Linked DNA regions of Mus musculus: all the other regions are linked to region 1. A link is a loop called in an ENCODE intact Hi-C map of the cell type or tissue named here. Cell type or tissue: left cerebral cortex. All regions are shown on one strand.

Region 1 (8,000 bases):
GGGAAACATTGTGTGGGCAACCACTGCAGTCCATCCCCTCTGGACTTGGTGGCCTGATCTCACACCTGACATCTGTAAGTTAGTGGCAGGATCCCCCAAATGGGACCTCCCCGATCATACCGATCTTAGTAACCCACCCCCTGAAGAGCGGTGTGTCCCAAACGGGATAGGGAACACATATGGGTGTTCGGGGCAGTTTTACCGAGCTAATCTTAGAGCTGCACAATTTTATGTTTGCCCTGGTCAGGGTCAGAGCAAAAGGCTTCAACGAGAATGTGGAGGGGCATCAGATTACTTTTGTGATAAATGGACATGTGAAATGACAGGGGAAGCTTACTGGAAGCCCTCCTCTGGCTGGGACCTAATCACGGTAAAACGAAGAAGTGGCTATGATAAGTCAAACCAAGGAGAAAGAAACCCCTATAAATATCCAGAGAATGGGTGCGCTTTTAAAAACAGCCCCCCAGGACCATGCAAAGGTAAATACTGCAACCCCCTACTTATAAAGTTCACTGAGAAAGGGAAACAACACCGTCTAAGTTGGCTTAAAGGAAATAGGTGGGGTTGGCGAGTATACATTCCACTAAGAGATCCTGGGTTCATTTTCATGATCAGGCTGACAGTGAGAGACCCGGCAGTGACACTCGTTGGGCCCAACAAGGTCCTTATAGAACAGGGCCCCCCAGTCGTACCGGCTCCCCCAAAGGTCCCAGCCGTACCAGCTCCACCAACTCCACAGCCCAACTCAGTGGTACCCTCTCTAGGGACTAATACTCCCCTCATAAAGCCTACCTTGGCTTCCCCACCACCACTAGGTACAGAGAACCGTCTGGTCAGTCTAGTCCAGGGAGCTTTTTTAGCTTTAAATAGAACTAACCCTAATATGACTCAATCATGCTGGTTATGCTATACCTCTAGCCCCCCTTATTATGAAGGAATAGCTCAGATCAGAACTTATAATATCACTTCAGATCATTCTCAATGTCTTTGGGGAGAAAACAGAAAGTTGACTCTATCAGCAGTTTCAGGAAGAGGGCTTTGTTTGGGCCGGGTACCTCAGGATAAAGGGCACCTCTGTAATCAGACCCGGAACATCCAGTCTAGCAAAAGTGGTCAGTATCTAGTGCCCCCCTTAGACACAGTATGGGCTTGCAATACCGGTCTCACTCCTTGTGTGTCTATGTCTGTTTTTAATAGTTCCAAAGATTTCTGCATTTTGGTTCAGCTTATTCCTAGACTCCTGTATCATGATGATAGCTCCTTTTTAGACAAATTTGAGCATTGGGTCCGCTGGAGAAGAGAGCCCGTTACCCTAACTTTGGCAGTTCTGTTAGGATTAGGAGTAGCGGCTGGAGTAGGTACAGGAACCGCTGCCTTAATTAAGACCCCCCAATACTATGAAGAACTACGTGCAGCTATGGATGTTGATCTTAGAACTATAGAACAGTCTATAACCAAATTAGAAGAATCTTTAACTTCCCTGTCCGAAGTGGTGCTACAGAATAGAAGGGGATTAGACTTATTATTCCTTAAAGAAGGAGGACTCTGTGCTGCCCTAAAAGAAGAATGTTGTTTTTATGTTGACCATTCAGGGGTAATCAAAGATTCTATGGCCAAACTTAGAGAACGCCTAGATATACGTAAAAGAGAAAGAGAAAGCCAACAAGGATGATTCGAAAGCTGGTTTAATAAGTCCCCTTGGCTCACCACTCTCCTCTCCACCATAGCAGGACCTTTGATTACTCTTATGCTTTTGCTTACTTTTGGCCCCTACATCCTTAATAAGTTAGTAGCTTTTATTAGAGAAAGGATAAATGCAGTACAGGTTATGGTACTAAGGCAACAATATCGGGTCCTTCAGGAGGTTGAAAACTAGCTCTAAGATTAGAGCTATTTCCTAAAAGGAGTGGGGAATGAAGAATAAAAAATTACTGAACTCTTCCTCACCCCAGAGCCCGACCCCTCCCATCTAGAGAGTGTTCCCAGAACACTCCTGAACTCTTCACCCCAGAATGCATTCCTGAACTCCTCACCCTAGAGTTCGAACCCTCCCAACTAAAGACTGTTCCAAGAACATTTTTGAGATAAGGGCCTCCTGGAACAACCTCAGAATGAACTGGGTACATTGCCAAATAATAGGACATGACCCCTTAGTTACGTAGAATCCCTTGGCAGAACCCCTTGTCCCTTGGCAGAACCCCTTAGTTATGTAAACTTGTACTTTCCCTACCCCGCTCTCCCCCCTTGAGTTTTCCTATATAAGCCTGTGAAAAATTTGGCTGGTCGTCGATTCTCCTCTACACCACTAGGTGTATGAGTTTCAACCCCAGAGCTCTGGTCTATGTGCTGCTTTCATGCTGCTGCTTTATTAACTCTTGCCTTCAACATTTTGAGTTCGGTCTCAGTGTCTTCTTGGGTCCGCGGCTGTCCCGAGGCTTGAGTGAGGGTCTCCCTTCGGGGGTCTTTCACCAGCTTATACAGAACACCAGCTGAAACAACTAGTTGCATGGAATTGAGCAACTATTAGATTTTTGGACCCTTTCACAGCTGCCCATTGTTGGGTGAGTTGGAATACAAACTGTAAGTCATTCTGAAAGAATCTGAGGAGCCCCTCTCTCAGGCCTCAGGACAATAGCAGACACCCAAGAACTCACAATAGACCAAGCTTGATGCAAACCACGTGAGTTTTTATTCGGGGAAAACCAGAGCTCTGGGGATAACTCATATCCTAAGCAGGGGAAGAGGAGAAAGAGGTCCCAGTTTTTATAGGCCCTCAGGGGAGAAAGGAGAAGGGGGGATTAGGGGATTTCCAGATCTAAACAATGTCTATTCTCAAGAAATGGGTATTGGAGGGGTACAAGGGAAGAGTCTGGTGCAGGTGCAGCAACTCAGGATAGGCCGGGCTGTGGTTGCTGGGGAGATTTTCTGACTCTTTCTTAGCCATGAATATCACAAACACCTGACAATGGGCTTCATCAGTGGGCACACACATGGGTTCAAGGATTGATCAAAACATTGGCAAACACAAGGGTTCAAGGAGTGGCCAGAGCATTGTGCACCTCTATTTTTCTAAATCAGTGAAGTTAGTTCTGCTAACAGTGCCAAATATCTTGCCAATTTCAAGGCTTCTGTGACCATTTCCATTCTGTCAGGATCTGTCATTCCCCACTTCTTCTAGTTACTAGTTCTAATTTAGAACTAAACTGCAATCTTTTCTTTAAGGTTCTGCAGAGACTGGTATTGTTGTTTTAGTACTAACAGCTGGACAGCACCAATCTTCTCTCTAATAAAGGTCACCAATTTATTAAGAACTATTGGGCCACACATCAGCCGTAAAAGCAAAATTATTCAAGTGTCTATCAGAGTAGAAATGAAGGTGGTCAGCCAAGGGGATTTATTCTTCAGGAGCTCGATTTACCTGAGAGGCATGAATCTAAGCTGAGATGCATTCTACTTTGATAGCAGTGGGGATGGTCAGCAGCACGATGCAAGGGCCTTTCTAAAAAGGTTTTAGATTCTCAGTTTGATGTCCTCAGACAAGAACTGAATCTCCCACCTGGAACTGGTGTGGTATCATCAAGTCTCCTGGTTCGTAGGGCTCTTTGAGCTGCTCTCAGGCTATGTTTCTGACCACTTCTAGGGCTTTCATGCGTGTAAACAATGAAGGACCAGGGTTAAAATTTAAAGGATCTAATGCTCTCTCTACTTCAGTGAGTGGGGGAGGCCCCCCATATAGAATTTCATATGGAGTGAGCTTAAATTTCCCCAGTGTGTTCTTAACGGGGAACAAGGCAAAGGGAAGGAGGGCTGTCCAGTAATTTTCGCTGGTCTCTAAGGTCAATTTACTCAAGGTCTCTTTTAGAGTTCTATTCATCCTTTCTACCTGTCGTGAACTCTGGTGTCTATAATACAATGTAATTTCCAATCAATCCCCAGTTGGATGGCCAGTCCCTGACTAACTGGGCAACAAAGGCAGGTCCGTTGTCAGACCCTATTACCTTAGGTATTCCAAACCGTGGAAAATTTTCTTCTAGGATTTTCTTTTCTTTTTTTTTTTTCTTCTCCTAGGATTTTCTTAACTACAACATTGGCAGTTTCTCTTTTCTTGGGTAGGCCTCCACCCATCCTGAAAAGGTATCTATAAAAACTAAGAGATATTTATTACCATACTTAGTTGGCTTTACTTCAGTAAAATCTACTTCCCAATAGGCTCCAGGGTGATCTCCTTGTAGTCTTCTTCCTGGAGGATATCTTGAATGTCCTGCATTAGTCATGGCACACGTTACACAGCTCTTAACTACTGCTTCTGCAACATCAGAGAGTCTTAAAACATAAAAAGCAGATGCTTTGACCAGGGTTTGCAGGCATTTGACTCCCAGGTGGGATAGCCGAAGTATATTTTCAATAAATCTTTTCTTTCTGTGGTAATATCATTTTACCATTACTGGCTGTTGATTGGCCCTGTGAATTTTCTGCAGTAAACAATAAATTGTACATTAGTTTCATATCTTCAGGGGTAGGTATACTCAAAACTCTGGCTGCACAGTTCCAGCAGAGCAACTTTCTGGAGAGATTCTATCTGTCGAGTCCTGAAGGGCAGTATCTTAGGGCTGAGTGCAGCCTGTTTAGCTTTAACACCAACCATATTATTCCCCCTTGTCACAGCATCGTGCCCTTTTTGATGTCCAGGACAATGTATAATGGCCACTTTGGCAGGCAGATGAATAGCCTCAAGGAGGCTCAGAATCTCCTCTTTATTTTTTATGTCCTTGCTTGCTGATGTCAGCAACCTTCTTTGTCTATAGATGGCACTGTGGACATGGGCTGTAGCAAAAGCATACCAGCTATCGGTGTAAATGTTGTTGGACTGCCCTCAGCCATCCAAACTGCCTGGGTCAGAGAAATTAATTCAGCTTTTTTCAGCTGACATACATTCAGGCAGGCTGCCAGACCACACGACTTGCTTACCATCTACCACCGCCACCCCTGCCATCCTCTTATCCTTCCACTAGGAAACTGCTTCCATCTGTGTTCCTGTATTTATTTTGCATGGATAAAAACACTAGGCAATGAATGCCCAAATGAAATGAGTGAGTTAATTTTACTTCTAAGACAAGCCACCATTCATATGTCTAAACGGAGACTTCAGATCTGTGTGCAGATCTCTTCTGCTGGAGGCCATAGGCTAGTGTGCTGCACATTCTTTTTATGTGAGCCGCACTTAATCTGTTTTCTCCACACCAGACTCAGCAGTTTAAGGAGGACTGTGCAAAGGAAGGTACCTTTTGAACCAGGACAGCTGTTTGCCTGTGTGGTAACCACAGAAGAGGAGGTAGATGGAGCTGAAAGGGCCCTTTTCCAGATGGAAATGTAGCTCAGGTAAGTGTGCAGTAGCAGAATGTCTTGATGCATAGAGCAGAAGACTCCAACTTCAGACACAGCTGAGTGTTGGCACTCAGGCCCTGAGTGTGTCTCTGTCTCTTCATCCCTGAACTTAATAAACAGAAATGAAATTCATAATTAGCACACACAGGTGTTTGTACTGATAAATAATCTGTGCATATGTCTATCTAATGCACACATGCATGAACAGATAGATAGATAGATAGATAGATAGATAGATAGATAACAGGTGATACATCTTATTTGAGGAACAACTGATATACAAAGAACTGCACATTTTATTGTGTGTAATTTAAAGTGTATCAACAAAGTTACTGTATTAAACTATCTAAGTATCTCCCATAGTTATGTCTTTAAAAATAATATTCCTAGAACAACAATATGAACTAACCAGTACCCCACCCCCACCCCAGAGCTTGTGTCTCTAGCTGCATATGAATCAGAAGATAGCCTAGTTGGCCATCAGTGGAAAGAGAGGACCATTAGTCCTGCAAACTTTATATGCCTCAGTACAGGGAAACAACAGGGCCAAGAAATGGGCGTGGTTGGGTGGTGGAGCATGTGGGGGACTTTTGGGATAGCATTGGAAATGTATATGAAATAAATACCCAATAAAAAAAGAACATAAAAAATATTATTCCTTAGTTTACTTTTGTATTAAGAGCACAGCATAGGACCTACCTCTTCAAGAAATTCAGATGTGTCCAGGATTAAATTTTTAGGGTCAGTATCATGTTCCCAGTACATTTCCACAACTTATTTGACATAATTGAAGCTTTATACATATTGGGTAACAACTCTGAATGCCTCCACTGAGAAAGCATGACCTAAGTTTATTTACTCTGTGATTATATCATTTATCTTAGAGAAAGTATTCCATGCTGATGTCTGTTGTTTCAAATTATAATGCCTATTTTATTTCTGAGGCAGAGAAATGTCCCATCACATGTGGACTGTGCTTTCTTTGTCTCTCCGTTTGTGCAAACGTGAGTCGTTCCTTACCTGAGCTGATGTTGAAAGGGCTGAAATGCACATGGGAATTCAGATGTCTTTGTGGGACTCTGGTTGGAGTTCCTTTGGATCTCATGGACATTCTAGCCTGTTTTGTTTGCTTATTTTTGTTTGTGGATCTCTGCGCAGTTTCCACAGCCACTGCTCCATTTTATATCCCCACATTTTCTTAGTATATTCTGTGCCTGCATTTCCTTGCTGTTTAGTGATATTGGCAATATCCCTGTTGGCCATTCATACACCCTTGAGAAGGAGTGTTTTGTCATGTTCCATTTATTATCAATTGTGTTCTCTGTATTCCCTACTGATCTTCAGGAGACCCTTACACATGTTCAAAACTAATCAGCTGCCTGAACCCACAGGGTTAATGATGCTTGCTAAGGGCAAGGACAGAACCAGATTATCAAAGGACAGACTCTTAAACTGACAGTGTAGAGAAGACTGAACTGCCACTTGAAAAAAAATCAAGAAGGTGGAAAAAACAAACAAAACATGGAAACATAGGGGGCAAATCCTTTTCATGGTGGGTTAGGAGATAGCTCCGTGGATTTGACACCAATATCAGAGTTAACAAAAGCTGCCAGGTAAAAGCTCCTATGATAGCCATAGTGCACAATGGAGATATATAGTCAGGTACAGGGTGGGGTGAGGGTTGGTTCCTGGGAGTAGGGGGTTGGGAGAAACCATACAACTTGACTGACTAGCAGTCAGAGTACTTTTTTATTCATACAGAACTCAATAGATGTCTCAGTTAGGGTTTTACTGCTGCGAACATACATCATGACAAAGGCAACTCATATAAAGGACAATGTTTAATTGAGTCTGGCTTACAGGTTCAGAGGTTCAATCCATTATCATCATGGCAGAAGCACTGCAGCATCCAGGCAGGCTTGATGCACGAGGAGCTGAAAGTTCTGAAGGCAAACAGAAGGGCAGCTAGGAGGAGGGTCTCCTTGCCCATCCTCCTCCATCAATAATTGAGAAAATGACTTACTGTTGGATTTCATGGAGGCATTGCCTCAAGGGAGGCTCTTTTTCTGTGATACTCCCAGCTTGTGTCAAGTTGACACACAAAACTAGCCACTACAACAGGGATAGATTCATATTGTTCTAAAACATAAACCATATCACTTTTGTCCCAGGACATGCGTTTTAAATTCCTCTTTATTCATAAGTTTAGTCATCATTGATTAACCATGACATTACAGAGTTATCATTTATAGTCATTTACACCCATCAGCCCTATAACCAAATTTTAAGAATCTTGTGGTTTTAAGAGTACTACACTGAGTCTAATTATGGTAGTTTCCCCTTTTGATTTTTTTTTTTTGAAATTCTGGTTTGTTTGTCTTCCAAAAATATTTCTTTTGGGCCTAAACATTTCATTTTTGTTTTATGATGCCTTGTTTTTCCTTCTCTCTCTGAGGCAGTTTTTCTTCCGCAGATCCTCACCTTTACTCCCTGAGCTGTCTCTGTATTTCCTGGTTTTGTTGTTTCATCAGCTCCCTTATACATCTTCATTGTTTTTTCTTGATAGTCACTGAGGAGTTTCAGTGGGCATGGCCACATACCTGGCAGACCATCTC
Region 2 (8,000 bases), 160 kb after region 1:
AGGCTTTATTTGGGGAAAGCCAGAGCTCTGGGGACGACTCATATCCCACGCAGGGGTAGAGGAGTTGACCTCGAGGGGAAAGAAGTCCCAGTTTTTATAGGCCTTCAGGGGAGAAAGGTGAAGGGGGTAAGAAGGGGATTTCCAGATATAAAAAATGTCTATTCTCAGGAAATGGGTATGGGAGGGGTACAAGGAATGAGTCTGGTGCAGGTGTAGCAACTCATGACTGGCCCAGCTGTGGTTGCTGGGGAGATTTTTCAACTCTTTCCTGGCAACCAATATAACAAACACCTGGCAATGGGCTTCATCAGTGGCTACACCCATGGGTTCAAGGAACGGTCAAAATATTGGCAGACACAAAGGTTCAAGGAGTGGCCAGAGCATTGTGCACTTCTATTTTTCTAAATCAGTGAAGTTAGTTCTGCTAACAGTGAAATCTATCTTGCCAATTTCATGGCTTCTGTGACCTTGTATATTCTGTCAGGATCTTTCAATTATAACAAATTCCCTCAATAGAGAGAGATAATCTATAAGTCCTGTGACTCTAGAGAAGCCTGACTAATACAATGATGCCCACTTACAAAATCCAGGATCACCTAAGTGACCCAAAAGGGAAATTTTTAGGAAAATACCTTTGCTCTATTCGCATAGCTTCTAAAAACAAGTTGCATGTCAAGATATTCGTGGACAACAAACCAAGCAAATCCTCCTGGAGTTCCCAGGACAGGAGGATGGCTCTATTTACTTCCCTGAATGACCCACTGTTAGATTTTAGCCACAAATATACCATGTAGAGGAAAAGATGTTACTTACTATTTGGAATGAAAGAAAATCAGAAACAAAGGTAATCCCATAGATCTTCCCCACTCCTCATGTTTCAAAATTAAGTTGTCTACAAAGCCAATATACAATTCATGGGATGCCTCACCCATTCGTGTCACAGCCTGTCTGCTATCCAACTTTCCTCTTGGTCCCAGGCAATTATGAGTGGGCACTATACAGATACTCACAGACAACCACTGGGCTGAGCCCAGGGACCCCAATGAAAGAGTTGGGGGAGGGACTGAAAGAGCTGAAGGGGATTGCAACCCCATAGGAAGAAAAATATCAACTAACTCGACCCCATGGTGTTCCCAAGGCCTAAACCACCAACCAAAGACTACACGTGGATGGGTCCAATGCTCCAGCTGCATAGGTACCGCAGGGTGGTCTTATCTGGCATCAATGGGAGGGGAGGCCCTTGTTCTGTGAAGGTTCAATGCCCCAGCATAGGGGAATGCTAGGGTGGTGAGGCAGGAGAGGGTAAGTTGGGAAGCAACCTCTTAGAGGCAAAGGGGATGATGGGATAGGGGTTTGAGGAGGGGAGACCGAAAAGTGGGACAACATTTGAAATATTAACAAATGAAATAACCAATTTTTCTTTTTAAAAGACAGGGTCACTGTGATAACGGGCAGGAAGTCGCAACGACCACTGCAAACTCCCAATTTACCAGGGTTGGGGTTTTATTGATGTAATTCAGGTGCCAATACAAGTTTGGGCAATTGGGCTGTGAGCAGATAACTTGTGTACTTTTGCCTGATTAGAACCATCAACACTCAGACCTGAGAACATTTTGAATCTAATGAAATGATTTGCATGCCTCTAATTTTCTCAGAGTGTTATAAATCCCTACAGCATGTCCATTAAACCCCACAAAGAAAGTCATTGCTCTTTTTTATATTCTAGGCAATACTTTGAAACTTCTAATGTCTCGTCTTAGTTCAGACAGTTTATTACCTTTCTCCAACTCATCAATTTGTTTCCCAAAATAACATGGCTCAAATTTTCTAAGTTTTCATTTTAAAAAATAAATGGCTTTGTTTTTCTGTTTAAAAAATTAATAGATATATGCCCAAAAGTGCCATATGGGAAGAGTTATTAGGTATCTCGCTTTAAAAATACTAACTTATTTATTTTTATTTTATGCTCGTTGATATGTTTTTGCCTGCATGTATGTCTGTGTGAGGTTGTTAGATCTTAGAGTTACAGACAGTTGTGAGCTTCCATGTCAGTTATGGCATTCCAGGGTCCTCTGGAAGAGCAGTCAATACTCTTAACCGCTCAGCCATCTCTTCCGCCCCTAAATATCTCACTTTTAACATACTCAGACTCATAAGTGTTTTACCACGTGATGATTATTGTAAAAATTACCCTTATCTACTCGAGACCCTTGAACTCAGTTGACACTGCACACTCTTCCTGTGAAAGCAACCTTAACCCAGTTCTTCATTGTTGCATGTGTCTGTGTCAAAGTCATGGTTTTGATGTCTTAGTGATGGCCTCCAGGGTTGTTGTCTTGGGTCAGATTTCTCTTATTTGGCACTGGCTTCAGTTCTTACAAATCTGATTCCTTCTTAATTCAGAGAAAGAGAGAATTAGTCTCTCCAGAGATGACCCTCCCAATTGTTATCTAATGACATGTGGGCAGCCCTGAAATCATACACATACAAGCAACACTAAATACTCTCATTGCATTGTACTAATATGCTATATATGTATACTTGTCAAAAATGGGGAAACCATTTAGAGAGAAAGTTGGGGAAGAGAGAAATGACTGGCTGGAAAGGACATGGGGTGGTTTGGAGGAAGGAAATGAAAGAGGAGAATTAATGTAATCACATCATATTTTTTTTTTCATTTTAAACAAGAGAGAGAGGATCTGACTAGGAGGCAAACGCATATGTTGGAAGTGAAAGAACAAGCTGGGAGTAGGGTGTCATCAGCTTAGAGGCCTATAACTGATTACATTCAGTTCACACAGTGGAAGACAAAGCAGCAAGTGGCCACAAGGTCACAGAAAGGCCCAGGAAGCAAGAGTGGGGCTTCAGCGAAGGGTTCAGTTAAATGTCTGTACAGGAAGTAAGTCTATCCTCATCACAACCCTCATCCCATGTCACCAAGACATTCTCAGTGGCTCCAAACAGCAGAAGATCAGAATTCAATCCTTTGAGAAGTAGAACATAAAAGGTTCTGAATACACAGGATACAAATTATGGAAGTAATGAGAGTCCTGTGAATGTAGCGGGAAGGCTGGGGAAATACCTCAGGGGGTAAAACAGGAGGACCAGAGTTCAATCCTAGAAGTCACGCAAGGTCAGGAGGGTGGGACATCATTCTTGGAATTACACTTGGAATTCCAGCCTCAGAAAGCAGAGGCAAGTGGTGTGGTCCCTAGGATAAGCTGGCTAAAAAGACTAGGTCATATCAGTGAGCCAGACCATGATTTTTCTTTTTTTTTTAATTGTATATTTTCTTTATTTACATTTCAAATGTTACCCCCTTTCCTAGTTTCCCCCATCCCATCCTCCCTCCCCCTATTTCTATGAGAGTGTTCCTCCACCCTCCCACCCACTCCAATCTCCCCACCCTGGATTTCTCTATACTGGGGCATCTATCCAGCCTTCATAGGACCAAGGACCTCTCCTTCCATTGATGCCGACATGGCCATCCTCTGCTACATATGCAACTCGAGCCATGTGTACTCCTCAAGACTCCCGAGAATCAAATAACCCTATTAACAGAGCTAAACAAAGAATTCTCAACTGAGGAATATTGAATGGCCAAGAAGCACCTAAAGAAATGTTCAACATCCTTACTCATCAGGGAAATGTAAATCAAACGGAAACACCCCAAGAAGAGCCCCTCGCTCAGGCCTTAGGACAATAGCGGAACCCCAATAATTCACAAGAGACCACGCTTGATGTAAAACACATGAGGCTTTTTTCAGGGAAAGCCAGAGCTCTGGGGACGACTCATATCCCAGGCAGGGGTAGTAGAGTCGACCACTAGGGGAAAGGATTCCCAGTTTTTATAGGCCCTCAGGGTGGAAAGGAGAAGGGGTGAGTAGGGGTTTCCAGATCTAAATAAGGTCTATTCTCAAGAAATGGGTATGGGAGTGGTACAAGGAAAGAGTCTGTTGCAGGTATAGCAACTCAGGATTGGCCTTGCTGTGGTTGCTGGGGAGATTTTTCAACTCTTTCCCAGAAACCAACATCACAAACACCTGGCAGTGAGGTGCAGCAGTGGGCACACACCTCGGTTCAAGGAATGGTCAAAACATTGGTGGACATATGGTTTCAAGGAGTGGCCAGAGCATTGTGCACCTCTCTTTTTCTAAATCAGTGAAGCAACTTTTGCTAACAATGAAATCTGTTTTGCCAATTTCAGGACTTTTGGGACCTTTTACATTCTGTCAGGATCTTTCAAAACCACTTCACACCAGTCTGAATGGATAAAATAAAAAAAAAAAACTCAGGTGACAGCAGATGCAGACTGTGCTGTAAAGAATAAAAAAGTGTCGCTGATCATGCTTTCTAACACCATACTCTGCCTTCCTCCACACAAATATGACTGTTTGGATGTTTTGTCCTTATGGATAATGGGGACAGAGATTTTATAAATGAAGCAAGGTAAATGAAAAAAATCTATATATTAACTTGTAGGCCATCTCAGCTCTCCATTCTTCCTGCACTTTGGAAACCATGAAAAGGTAAACTCTGCAGAAAGAGAAGATGCTCCTACTGTTGAGAAAGAGGTGCCCAACTAAACATCTCACAGGTGAATATTGGATATTTCTTACATCCACAGTAAGAGATCTTAACGGCACTGCTATCATCCTACAAGATGGTCTGCCAGGTATGTGGCCATGCCCACTGAAACTCCTCAGTGACTATCAAGACAAACAATGAAGATGTATAAGGGAGCTGATGAAAGAACAAAACCAGGAAATACAGAACTGAAACCATAGGCTCCGCCTGAAACAGAGCGTCCTCTTAAAGCCACAGGTCCCCCCAAGATCTATTCTGAAATTGAAGGGCCTCCTGAGTGGCCAGAGTCGCTTCACACTCTGCCCTATTTTCTGCCTCCACAGGACCTTGCTCCTGGCTCTGGGATTGCTGGTGGCAGTTGGTGGATCAAGGACTGATGGCTGGGACCCAGAGCCAACAAACCCAGAGTCCCCCAGCAGATAGAGCTCCTGACACCACTTCTTCCTTTTCCTTTGAGAGCTCTAGGTGACCTGCCCACAGACCCTCAGTCTCTACAGACCTTCCAATATTAGTCTTTTGTAATCAGCTGATCTGTATAATTGGAACGCTGTGTTCCCTCTGGACCAGCCAGATTAGAACTACAAGATGGCTCAAGGTAGGGAGAGGTTGCCAGGTTACCGGCTGGGCTCTAGTCTAAAGGGAGCTATGAGACGCCACACCAATTTTCCTCAGGTAAGAGAAGTAATGCAGGGCCCTACAGAGCCCCTGTCTGTTTTTCTAGAAAGATTGAGAGAAGCTTATAGATACTATACTCCTTTTAACCCGAATTCTGAGGGTCAACAAGCAGCGGTTGCTATGGCTTTTAAAGATTACATGCCATGGCTTTACAAGATTTAGTCAGGGAGATAGAAAAGGTGTATCACAAGAGAGGGAGAATAAGAGGAAAAGAAGACAGGAGAGGAATTTAAGCAGGATTTTGGCCGCAGTACTAGGGGAACGTGAAGGAAGGAACAGGCCAGAGAATAGACAGATAGGGTACCTGGGCAACAAGGAACCCAGACCTGAAGGAAGAAGATCTGTCCAGAAGATTTTAGAGAAGGACCAATGTGCCTATTGTAAGAAAAAAGGGCATTGGGCACGGGAGTGCCCAAAGAATTAGGGAAGGGACCCTAAGGTCCTGACTCTGAAAGATGATGAATAGGGGAGATGGGGCTCGGACCCCTTCTCTGAGCCTAGGGTAACCCTGATGGTGGGGGGGATCCCATGGACTTTTTAATTGACACAGGGGCAGAGCATTCTGTGTTGAAACATCCACTGGGAATATTAAAAAATAAAAGAACCACAGTGATTGGAGCCACTGGTCAGAAACAATACCCCTGGACCACTGCACGCACTGTAGATCTGGGGGAAGGCCAAGTGAGTCATTCTTTCTTGGTCATTCCTGAGTGTCTCACACCTCTTCTAGGAAGACATCTTCTGCCTAAATTAAAGGCCCAGATTAGATTTACCCAACAAGGGCCGAGAGTAAGTTGGGAATCTCCCACCTCCGTAGTTTAGCCCTGCAGCTTGAGGAAGAATATAGATTGCCTGAAGGCATAAAGAAAACGGAGGTTCCAGACCTAAAAGACGAGGCCCGTTTCACCGGATGTAAGACTCTTTAATGGCAAGATAGTAATACTGGAGGAGCAGTTTTGAAAAAAAAAAAGAGTCCTGCATTATTTCAGTGTGAGCCCACTCAGCCTCAACATGCTAGTAATTACCCCTGGAAGCTTGACACTGCCTGTCATTTGTGTCTGGAATTCAGGCAACACCTATAAATCAGGTGACTTTCTTGTCAACCTGAAAACATGCCCTGTCTGCAAGTCTCAGATGTAAACAGTGTTTCTATGTTGATATAGTAAAGGGAGGATAAATTGGCTCTAACAAATGACTCTGTGAGTGTATACTGAGAATCTATTCTTATGTGACCTGCAGGCTAAAAAGGAAGTGGAGGGCAAAGGCTTCTGAGGGAATCTGCTGCACAACATGGGAAGGGCCTACTCTGGGATTTTTGTCTCTACACCAGCTCACAGGACAGGATGCAGGTGCACTCTTACTGCAGCCTGTCTAGAATGTCTCATGGAAAAAATAATTTGTGTCACAAAACACAAAAATGCATCTGAATTCCTGATAAAGAACAATGTAGTGGGACTTGGCACATTTCTCCAAGAAAAAAAATTATTTTGCATGGATAAAAACACTTGACAATAAATGCCCAAATGAAGTGAGTGAGTTAATTTTACTTCTAAGACAAGCCACCATTCATATGTCTAAACGGAGACTTCAGATATGTGTGTAGATCTCTCCGTTGGAGGCCATAGGCCAGTGCGCTGCACATTCTTTTTATGTGAGCTGCACTTAATCTGTTTTCTCCACACCAGACTCAGCAGTTTAAGGAGGATTGTGCAAAGGAAGGTACTTTTTGAACCAGGACAGCTGTTTGCCTGTGTGGTAACCACAGAAGGGGAGGTAGTTGGAGATGAAAGGGCCCATTTCCAGACAGAAATGTAGCTCAGGTAATTGTGCAGTAGCAGAATGGTTTGGTGAATAGAGCAGAGGACTCCAACTTCAGACTGAGCTGGTTGTTGGCACTCAGGCCCTAAGGGCATCTTTGTCACTTCATCCCTGAACTTAATAAACAGGAATGGAAGGTATAAGTAGCACACACTGATGTTTGTACTGCTAAATAATCTGTGCATATGTCTAACTAATGCACACATGCATGGATAGATAGATAGATAAATAGATAGATAGATAGATAGATAGATAGATAGATAGATAGATAGATAGACAGATAGATAACAGGTGATAGACCTTATTTGAGGAATGACTGATATACAAAGAACTGTACATTTCATTGTGTGTAATTTAATGTGATATCAACAAATTTACTGTATTAACTATCTAAGTATCTCCCATAGTTATGTCTTTTAAAAAAAGTTTTCCTTAGTTTACTTTTGTATTAAGAGCACAGCATAGGACCTACCTCTTCAACAAATTCAGATGTGTCCAGGATTAAATTGTTAGGGTCGGTATCATGTTCCCAGTAGATTTCTACAATTTATTTATCTGACATAATTGAAGCTTTAAACATATTGGGTTACAACTCTGCATTCTTCCACTGAGAAAGCATGGCGTAACGTTGGTTACTCTGTGACTATATCATTTGTCTTAGAGAAAGTATTCCACCCTCATGTATGTTGTTCTAAATTCCGGCGCCTCTTTTATTTCTGAGGCAGAGAAATGTCCAATCACGTGTGTACTGTGCTTTCTTTGTCTCTCTGTTTGTTCAAACGTGAGTCGTTCCTTACCTGAGCGGTTTTGAAAGGGTTGAAATGCACATGGGAATTCAGATGTCTTTGTGCGAATCTGGTTGGAGTTCCTTTGGATCTCATGGACATTCTAGCCTGCTTTGTTTGCTTATTTTTGTTTGT
Region 3 (8,000 bases), 150 kb after region 1:
CAATACCAGACTCACGGTTCTACCTTGATATAAGGTTCAATCACCGTCTTCCTCTTAAACATGAGGTTTTGGAGAGTGCTCCCTCTGAGTATCCTGAGCATGAGGTTTTTGAGAGTGTTCCATCTGAGTCTCCTGATCATGACGTCTTGGAGGGTGCTCCCTTTGAGTCTCCTGAGCACGAGGTCACAGAGGGAGCTCCTTCTGAGTTTCCTGAGTATGAGGCTGTGGAGGGTGCTCCTTCTGAATATCCTGAGCACGAGATCCTGGAGAGTGCTCCCTATTAGTGACTTGAGCACGAGGTTCTGGAGGGTGCTCCCTCTGAATCTCCTGAGTACGAGATCCTGGAGGGTGCTCCCTCTGAATCTCTTGAGCATGAGGTTCTCAAGGGTGCTCCCTCTTAGTCTCTTGAGCACCACGTCCTGGAGGGTGCTCCCTCTGAATCTCTTGAGCATGAAGTTGTGGAAGGTGCTCCCTCTGAGTCTCTTGACCACGAAGTTCTTGAGGGTGCTCGCTCTGAGTCTCTTGAGCACTTGGTCCTTGAGGGTGCTCCCTCTGAATCTCTTGAGCACGAAGTTTTTGAGGGTCCTCGCTCTGAGTCTCTTGAGCACTTGGTCCTTGAGGGTGCTCCCTCTGAATCTCTTGAGAACGAGGTTGTGGAGGGGACTCCTTCTCTCCCCATTTTCAGTCCAACTTTTCCCACGCATTTTACTAATGGTCCACTGAGCAAAAGAAACCATTGGGCAGGAACTGCAACTGCAAACTTTAAGTAAACAAAGAAGGTGAGCAATTAAAAAGTTTGGCCAAAACAGTGCTCAGTTAAGAATAATTTAAAGACATTTAATGTAAGTAACTTAAAAGGTGATGCACTTATTAAAAAATTCAAAAAAGTAAAGTAATTAAAGTGAAATGGTATAATTGGGCCTTGCAAACACATAAGTGGATGCTCACAGTCAGCTATTGGATGGATCACAGGGCCCCCAATGGAGGAGCTAGAGAAAGTATCCAAGGAGCTAAAGAGATCTGCAACCCTGTGGGTGCAACAACATTATGAACTAACCAGTACCCCGGAGCTCTTGACTCTAGCTGCATATGTGCCAAAAGATGGCCTAGTCGGCCATCACTGGAAAGAGAGGCCCACTGGACACGCAAACTTTATATGCCTCAGTACAGGGGAATGCCAGGGCCAAAAAGTGGGAATGGGTGGGTAGGGGAGTTGGGGGGAGGGTATGGGGGACTTTTGGAATAGCATTGGAAATGTAATTGAGGAAAATACGTAATAAAAATATTTTAAAAAAAATCAGAAAAGTAAAGTAATTAAAAAGAAATGGTATAATTGGGAAGTCACAAAGATAGGTACAAAGAATAAAACTTGTCAGGTGTGTCTATGCTAATTAGCTGTGGTTCTGAGGTTTGTTACCTGTAGAATTCTTTGTCTTTATAGGTTAAAGTGCTCCGTTCTCTTCTGCTGTGATGGGCCTCCGGTCACTGCAAAGAAGACATTAGAGATGGTAGGATGGAATTACCCAACTATGCAAATGACTTAAACATCGGATTCCAATTTTGTAGGTGTTTAAAATTAGAATTTAAAAAAAATGGTAATGTTCTTGGGTATATCAAAGATAGCCAAGAATCAGATTTAATAGTGTTGAGGGGTAACCACGCTTGGAAGAAGCAGAAAGCTATAGAAAAAGAAAGAGAGATCCTGGGGTACAAGTTAGTGTCTTCTGTGACAGGACAACAGCCTCTTACTATACAGATGTGTCCGTGTCTTTATTATTGAACCTCAATTGGGTCCCCTGAAAGCCCTGTAATATTTGGGGAGGCCTGACTTTCCAACAGCTTCAAATCTTGCTATTTGTGCTCTCTCTTCTATTTCTTTGATACTATAGTAACAGCATTAATGCATACCAACTGTCCACAAGAAATAATCAAGAAACTCTTTGCACAACCCAGGCCGGCTTTCAGACTCCTTGGTTCAGGAGTTAAGTAAAACATTCTGGGAGAAATTGCTTTGAACATAAAAGTGTGGGCCGGAGGACCTCAGGTCCCAAGGTTCATCACTGGGAAAATGAAAAACTGTAAGTTTTGGCTTCTCACTCAATTTACATTACCACCATTTTCCAAAGTACACTGATTCACTCACAAAGGCCAGGTGGCCAAGAACACAAAAATATCTCTGTCCTTCATGGGCTCATCATCATAGTCCCAACGTCTCACCTCAGAATGTGGTAAGTGGAACTGCGGAATGACTTGCTAACTCACTTAGAATTTAAAATTAAACCCTGAGCGAAGAAATGTGGACAATTTCTTCCAGGCTGAGCACAGCTATTATTCTTGAGTGTGGGATAACCACACATGCAGTACCGTATGTCCCTGTATTCTCAATTGTTAATTGCCATGTTGACTGTGCCAGGCTAGCAGGATATGCAAATGAAATGAGGTCCTTTCCTCACCTGCCCCCCAAAAAAAGACAAGCCACCCTGGGGAAGGTCATGTAAGCCCCCACTGCCTAGTGGACGAGTGAAGAGCATGGCTTTTTGTATAATAAAGACCTGGTGGCTAGAGCTGGGTAGAAGGACTAACAGGCAGGGATGTAGCAGGATGGAAGCACCGACATGAAAGGCACAGGGAGGAAGAGCAGTGTACTATCAGGGTTCTCTAGTGTCATAGAACTTATGGATAGTCTCAGTATAGTAAAGGAACTTATTACTTACAGCCTGCAGTCCAACTCCCAACAACAGTCAGTAGCAGCTGTAGAATGGAAGTCCAAGGATCTAGCAGTTGCTCAGTCCCACACTGCAAGGAGCCAAAGGAGAGTGAGCTTTCCTTCTTCCAATGTCCTTATATAGTCTCCAGCAAAAGGTGTAACCCAGATTAAAGGTGTGTGCCACCACACCTTTAATCCCAGATGACCTTGAACTCAGAGATCACCTTGTCTTAATCTTCTGGAATCCATAGCCACTAGGCGTCAAGATCTCCATATCAAGATCCAGGTCAGAAACTTTTATCTCCCAAGCCTCCAGATTAGGGTCACTGGTGAGCCATCCAATTCTGGATTGTAGTTCATTCCAGATATAGTCAATTTGACAACCAGGAATAGCCACTCCATGCATTCAGAGCCACATGGAGAGAAACAACAGCAGACGAAGGGTTAAGTTGAAATCTAGCTGAGTGGCTGGCCCAGAAAACAGGACAACAGAGTTCTACTATACGGATGTGCCTGTGTCTTTATTACTGAACCTAAACTGGGTCCCCAGAAAGCCCCGCAATTCTTGGGGAGGCCTGGCTTTACAAACTACTTGTCTGTGCTCCTGGGAGACACAGGCAGACATATTATGGCTCTCCCGTATTTAGGAAAATATTGTCACAGCTTCATTATCAGAGTCATAGATATTCCAAATGTGAGTAAAGCTGCTCATGTGGTCTCTTCCCAAAGGGCCCGAAGCCCTGGCCCTTCAGCAATGTAGACATTTGCCTTTGCTACACCTTCCCTAGCTTTCCAAGGATGGACTGAGAGGGGCCACTCAATGGGCTCCAAAGACAACCAGAGTTTACTACTAAGTTTATTGACCAGGCCGGGGCCAAGTGAACGCATTGGCAACTTAGATACTTTCCTACCTCTGTGAAGAGATACCAAGACCAATGCGACTCTTACAGAAGGCATTTGATTTTCAGCTGGATTACACCTTTGGAGGGTTAGTACAAGGCAATCACAGTAGGGGGAGCACCTCAGCAGGCAGACAGGCTCCTGCTACAACAATACCCAGAGAGCCTACATCTTATCTTGAGGTAGAGACCAACAGAGACTGCGCCTGCTGTGAGCTCTTGAAACCTCCTTCAATAAGGACACTCTTTTACTCTTTTTTTTAATTACTTACTTATTTCATATATATGGGTACACTGTGACTGCCTCCAGAAACACCAGAAGAGGGCATCAGATCCCACTACAGATGACTGTGAGCCACCCTGTGGTTGCTGAGAATTGAACTTAGGACGTCTGGAAGAACAGTCAGTGCTCTTAACTGCTGAGCCATCTCTCCAGCCTTCTTCCAATCCTTTTTAAAAGCATCCAAATGTATTGGCCTATAGGAGCCATTTTTATTCAGACCATCACAACTGGTGATTCCTAACTTGGAAAAGATGTCTTTGTCTAGTGAAGATGTTAAAATGAGGGTAATCAAAGTCACCTAGCAAGTAAAGACATTTGATGCCAAGCCTGACACCTGCTTTGATCCCCAAGACTCACATTGCAGAGAGAAAACTGACTCCTACAAGTTGTTCTCTGGTTGTGGTATTTATTCATGTGTGCAGATGACAGACAGATAAACCGAAAGACAGACAGACAGACACACACACACACACACACTCACTTACACACACACACACACACACACACACACACACTAAGTCAGATAAATACATGCATACTAAATACAATCTAACAAGTATTTTTTAAAAGTTAAAACCAGGTGTTTGCATCTACTACCTTAAATTTCCTATGATTGGAAACATGAAGATGCTGCTCATAACTGAGGAATGCAAGTCTGTGGGTCCCACAGTTTTTATCGTTATCCCACAGTTTACAGAATCTAGGGCCTGTAAGCTTAGGTTTGAAAGAACAAAAGGGAAGCATACTGCAGCACAATCAAAGATAATAAATGGCTCTTAGAACAGATTCTCAAAGGGAATATTTGTTTTGTTTTGTTTTGTTTTTACCCAAATTTCTAAAATCTTTGGCATCTGTGTGTGGTCATATGTTGGAAGTTGCTGTCTAGCAACACAGTGTGTGGTTTGTTCATTGGTGCAGTGGGATGCAGTCAGGACCCCTCCAGTCTGAGACAAGGCACATTGTGCTTGTCACCACGCCTCTTCTTCGTGAAGTGCCTGTGATATGCAAGAGAGAATGCCTGCATGCTTACCATGGTGTAAGAAAGGAGAACAGTTAAAACATTGAGCACATAGCAGTGGCCCATTACTAGGATATGATAGATGGGTATGCTTGAGCCACTAAACCTTTGAGAAAATTCTTCCAAATGAAGCACTGTGAGCAGGTCCTGTAAAAGCATGACTGTAAAACTGATTGTGACAGCTATTCCTGATTGACAACGTGACCACTTCAGGAATGAACAACAATCCAGAAATGGAGGTCACACCTGTGATCCAGATTTTGAGGCTGTAATACACAGGCTTCTGACCCAGATCTTGACAAAGAGATTTTAGGCTTAAAGGCCATAAAAATCTTAGGCTCAGGCAAGGTAGTACATGCCTTTTATCCCATGATACTCAGGCAAGTAGAACTCTGAGTTCAAGGTCATCCTAGGACAAATCATGTTCCAGACCCAGGCATGGTAGTATACACCTTTTATCTGAGTTACACCTTATGTTGGAGGCTTGCAGAAAAATATTGGTAGAAAAAAAAGACTCAGTTTTCTTTGCCTGCTTGCATTTACTTGCCAGAACATCTGTTGGAACCTACCTCTTCAGGATCCCAGCCTATACAGAACACCAGCTGAAAAAACTAGTTGAATGGAACTGAGCACCTATTAGATTTTTGGACCCATTCACAGCTGCCCATTGTATGGTGAGTTGGACTACAAACTGTAAGTCATTCTGAAAGACTTCGAGGAGCCCCTCGAACAAGCCTCGGGACAATGGCGGACATCCAAGAACTCACAATAGACCAAGCATGATGCAAACCACATGAGGCTTTATTTGGGGAAAGCCAGAGCTCTGGGAACAACTCATATCCCACGCAGGAGTAGAGGAGTCCACCTCGAGAAGAAAGAGGTCCCAGTTTTTATAGTACCTCAGTGGAGAAAGTATAAGGGGGGGGGAGTAAGGGATTTCCAGATCTAAACAATGTCTCAAGAAATGGGTATGGGAGGGGTACAAGGAAAGAGTCTGGTGCAGGTGTAGCAACTCAGGATTGGACGGGCTGTGGTTGCTGGGGAGATTTTCTGACTCTTTCTCCACCATCAATATCACAAACACCTGACAATGGGCTTCATCAGTGGGCACAGCATGGGTTCAAGGATTGGTCAAAACATTGGCAGACACAGTTTGAAGGAGTGGCCAGAGCATTGTTCACCTCTATTTTTCTAAATCATTGAAGTTAGTTCTGCTAACAGTGACACCTATCTTGCCAATTTCAGGGCTTCTGTGACCTTTTACATTCTGTCAGGATCTGTCATTCCCCACTTCTTCTAGTTACTAGTTCTAATCTTAGAACTAAACTGCAATCTCTTCTTTAAGGTTCTGCAGAGACTGGTATTGTTGTCTTAGTACTAAAAGCTGGACGGCACCAATCTTCTCTCTAATAAAGGTCACCAATTTATTAAGAACTATCGGGCCACACATCAGCAGTAAGAGCAAAATTATTAGAGTGTCTATCAGAGTAGAAATGAGGGTGGTCAGCCAAGGGGATTTATTCTTCAGGAGCTCGATTTACCTGAGTGGCATGAATCTAAGCTGAGTTCCCTTCTACTTTTACCGCAGTGGGGGTGGTTAGCAGCACGATGTAAGGGCCTTTCTAACAAGGTTTTAGATCCTCAGTTCGATGTAGTCAGACGAGAACTACATCTCCCACTTGGAACTGGTGTGCTATCATCAAGTCTCCTGGTTCGAAGGGCTCTTTGATCTGCTCTCAGGCGGTGTTTCTGACCACTTCTAGGGCTTTCATGAATGTAAAAAATGAAGGACCAGGGTTTAATTTTAAAGGATCTAAAGCTCTCTCTACTTCAGTGAGCGGGGGGTGGGGGTACCCATACAGAATTTCATATGGAGTGAGCTTAAATTTCCCCAGTGTGTTCTTAACGGGGAACAAGGCAAAGGGAAGGAGGGCTGTCCAGTAATTTTCGCTGGTCTCTAAGGTCAATTTAGTCAAGGTCTCTTTTAGAGTTCTATTCATCCTTTCTACCTGTCGTGAACTCTGGGGTCTATAAGCACAATGTAATTTCCAATCAATCCCCAGTTGGATGGCCAGTCCCTGACTTACCTGGGCACAAAGGCAGGTCCGTTGTCAGACCCTATTACCTTAGGTAGTCCAAACCGTGGAAAATTTTCTTCTAGGATTTTCTCAACCACAACATTGGCAGTTTCTTTTTTCTTGGGTAGGCCTCCACCCATCCTGAAAAGGTATCTATAAAAGCTAAAAGATATTTATTACCATACTTAGCTGGCTTTATTTCAGTAAAATCTACTTCCCAATAGGCTCCAGGGTGATCTCTTAGTCTTATCCCTAGAGGATATCTTGAATGTCCTGCATTAGTCATGCATGGCATATGGTACACAGCTCTTAATTATTGCTTCTGCCACATCAGAGAGTCTTAAAACATAAAAAGCAGATGCTTTGACCAGGGTTTGCAGGCGTTTGACTCCCAGGTGGGACAGCCGAAGTATATTTTCAATAAATCTTTTCTCTTCTTTTTGTGGTAATATTATTTTACCACTACTGGCTGCTCGTTGGCTCTGTGAATTTTCTGCAGTAATCCCTAAATTGTCCATTAGTTTCATATCTTCAGGGGTAGGTGTACTCAAAACTCTAGCTGCACAGTTCCAGTTCTGGCAGAGCAACTTTCTGGAGAGATTTTATCTGTCGAGTCCTGAAGGGCAGTATCTTAGGGCTGAGTGCAGCCTGTTTAGCTTTAACACCAGCCATGTTATTCCCCCTCCTCCCAGCATCGTGTCCTTTTTGATGTCCAGGACAATGTATAATGGCCACTTTGGCAGGCAGATGAATAGCCTCAAGGAGGCTCAGAATCTCCTCTTTATTTTTTATGTCCTTGCTTGCTGATGTCAGCAACCTTCTTTGTCTATAGATGGCACTGTGGACATGGGCTGTAGCAAAAGCATACCAGCTATCGGTGTAAATGTTGATGGATTGCCCCCAGCCATCCAAAGGGCCTTGGCCAGAGCAATTAATTCAGCTTTTTTAGGTGACATACATTCTGGCAGGCTGCCAGCCCACATGACTTGCTTACCATCTACCACCGCCACCCCTG

What was found. A loop is a pair of places that touch in the nucleus more often than their neighbours do. Peaks named below come from ENCODE experiments on the same cell type or tissue, not always from the same donor. Only the 100,000 strongest peaks of a DNase experiment are listed, where the experiment ranks them.
Region 2: it touches region 1 in a loop (6-fold over the local background); 12 of 42 quality-filtered maps call a loop at or near these places.
Region 3: it touches region 1 in a loop (5-fold over the local background); 12 of 42 quality-filtered maps call a loop at or near these places.

The regions. Positions count from the first base shown.
Region 1 is chr13:68,101,303-68,109,302 of GRCm38, forward strand. No RefSeq gene overlaps it. Among named protein-coding and RNA genes, the nearest start is that of Urml, 130 kb to the right of the region's middle. In left cerebral cortex, no CTCF peak of the experiment used is centred here; a DNase peak (open chromatin) is centred at 4,971.
Region 2 is chr13:68,261,543-68,269,542 of GRCm38, forward strand. No RefSeq gene overlaps it. Among named protein-coding and RNA genes, the nearest start is that of Urml, 31 kb to the left of the region's middle. In left cerebral cortex, no CTCF peak of the experiment used is centred here; no DNase peak of the experiment used is centred here.
Region 3 is chr13:68,250,226-68,258,225 of GRCm38, forward strand. No RefSeq gene overlaps it. Among named protein-coding and RNA genes, the nearest start is that of Urml, 19 kb to the left of the region's middle. In left cerebral cortex, no CTCF peak of the experiment used is centred here; no DNase peak of the experiment used is centred here.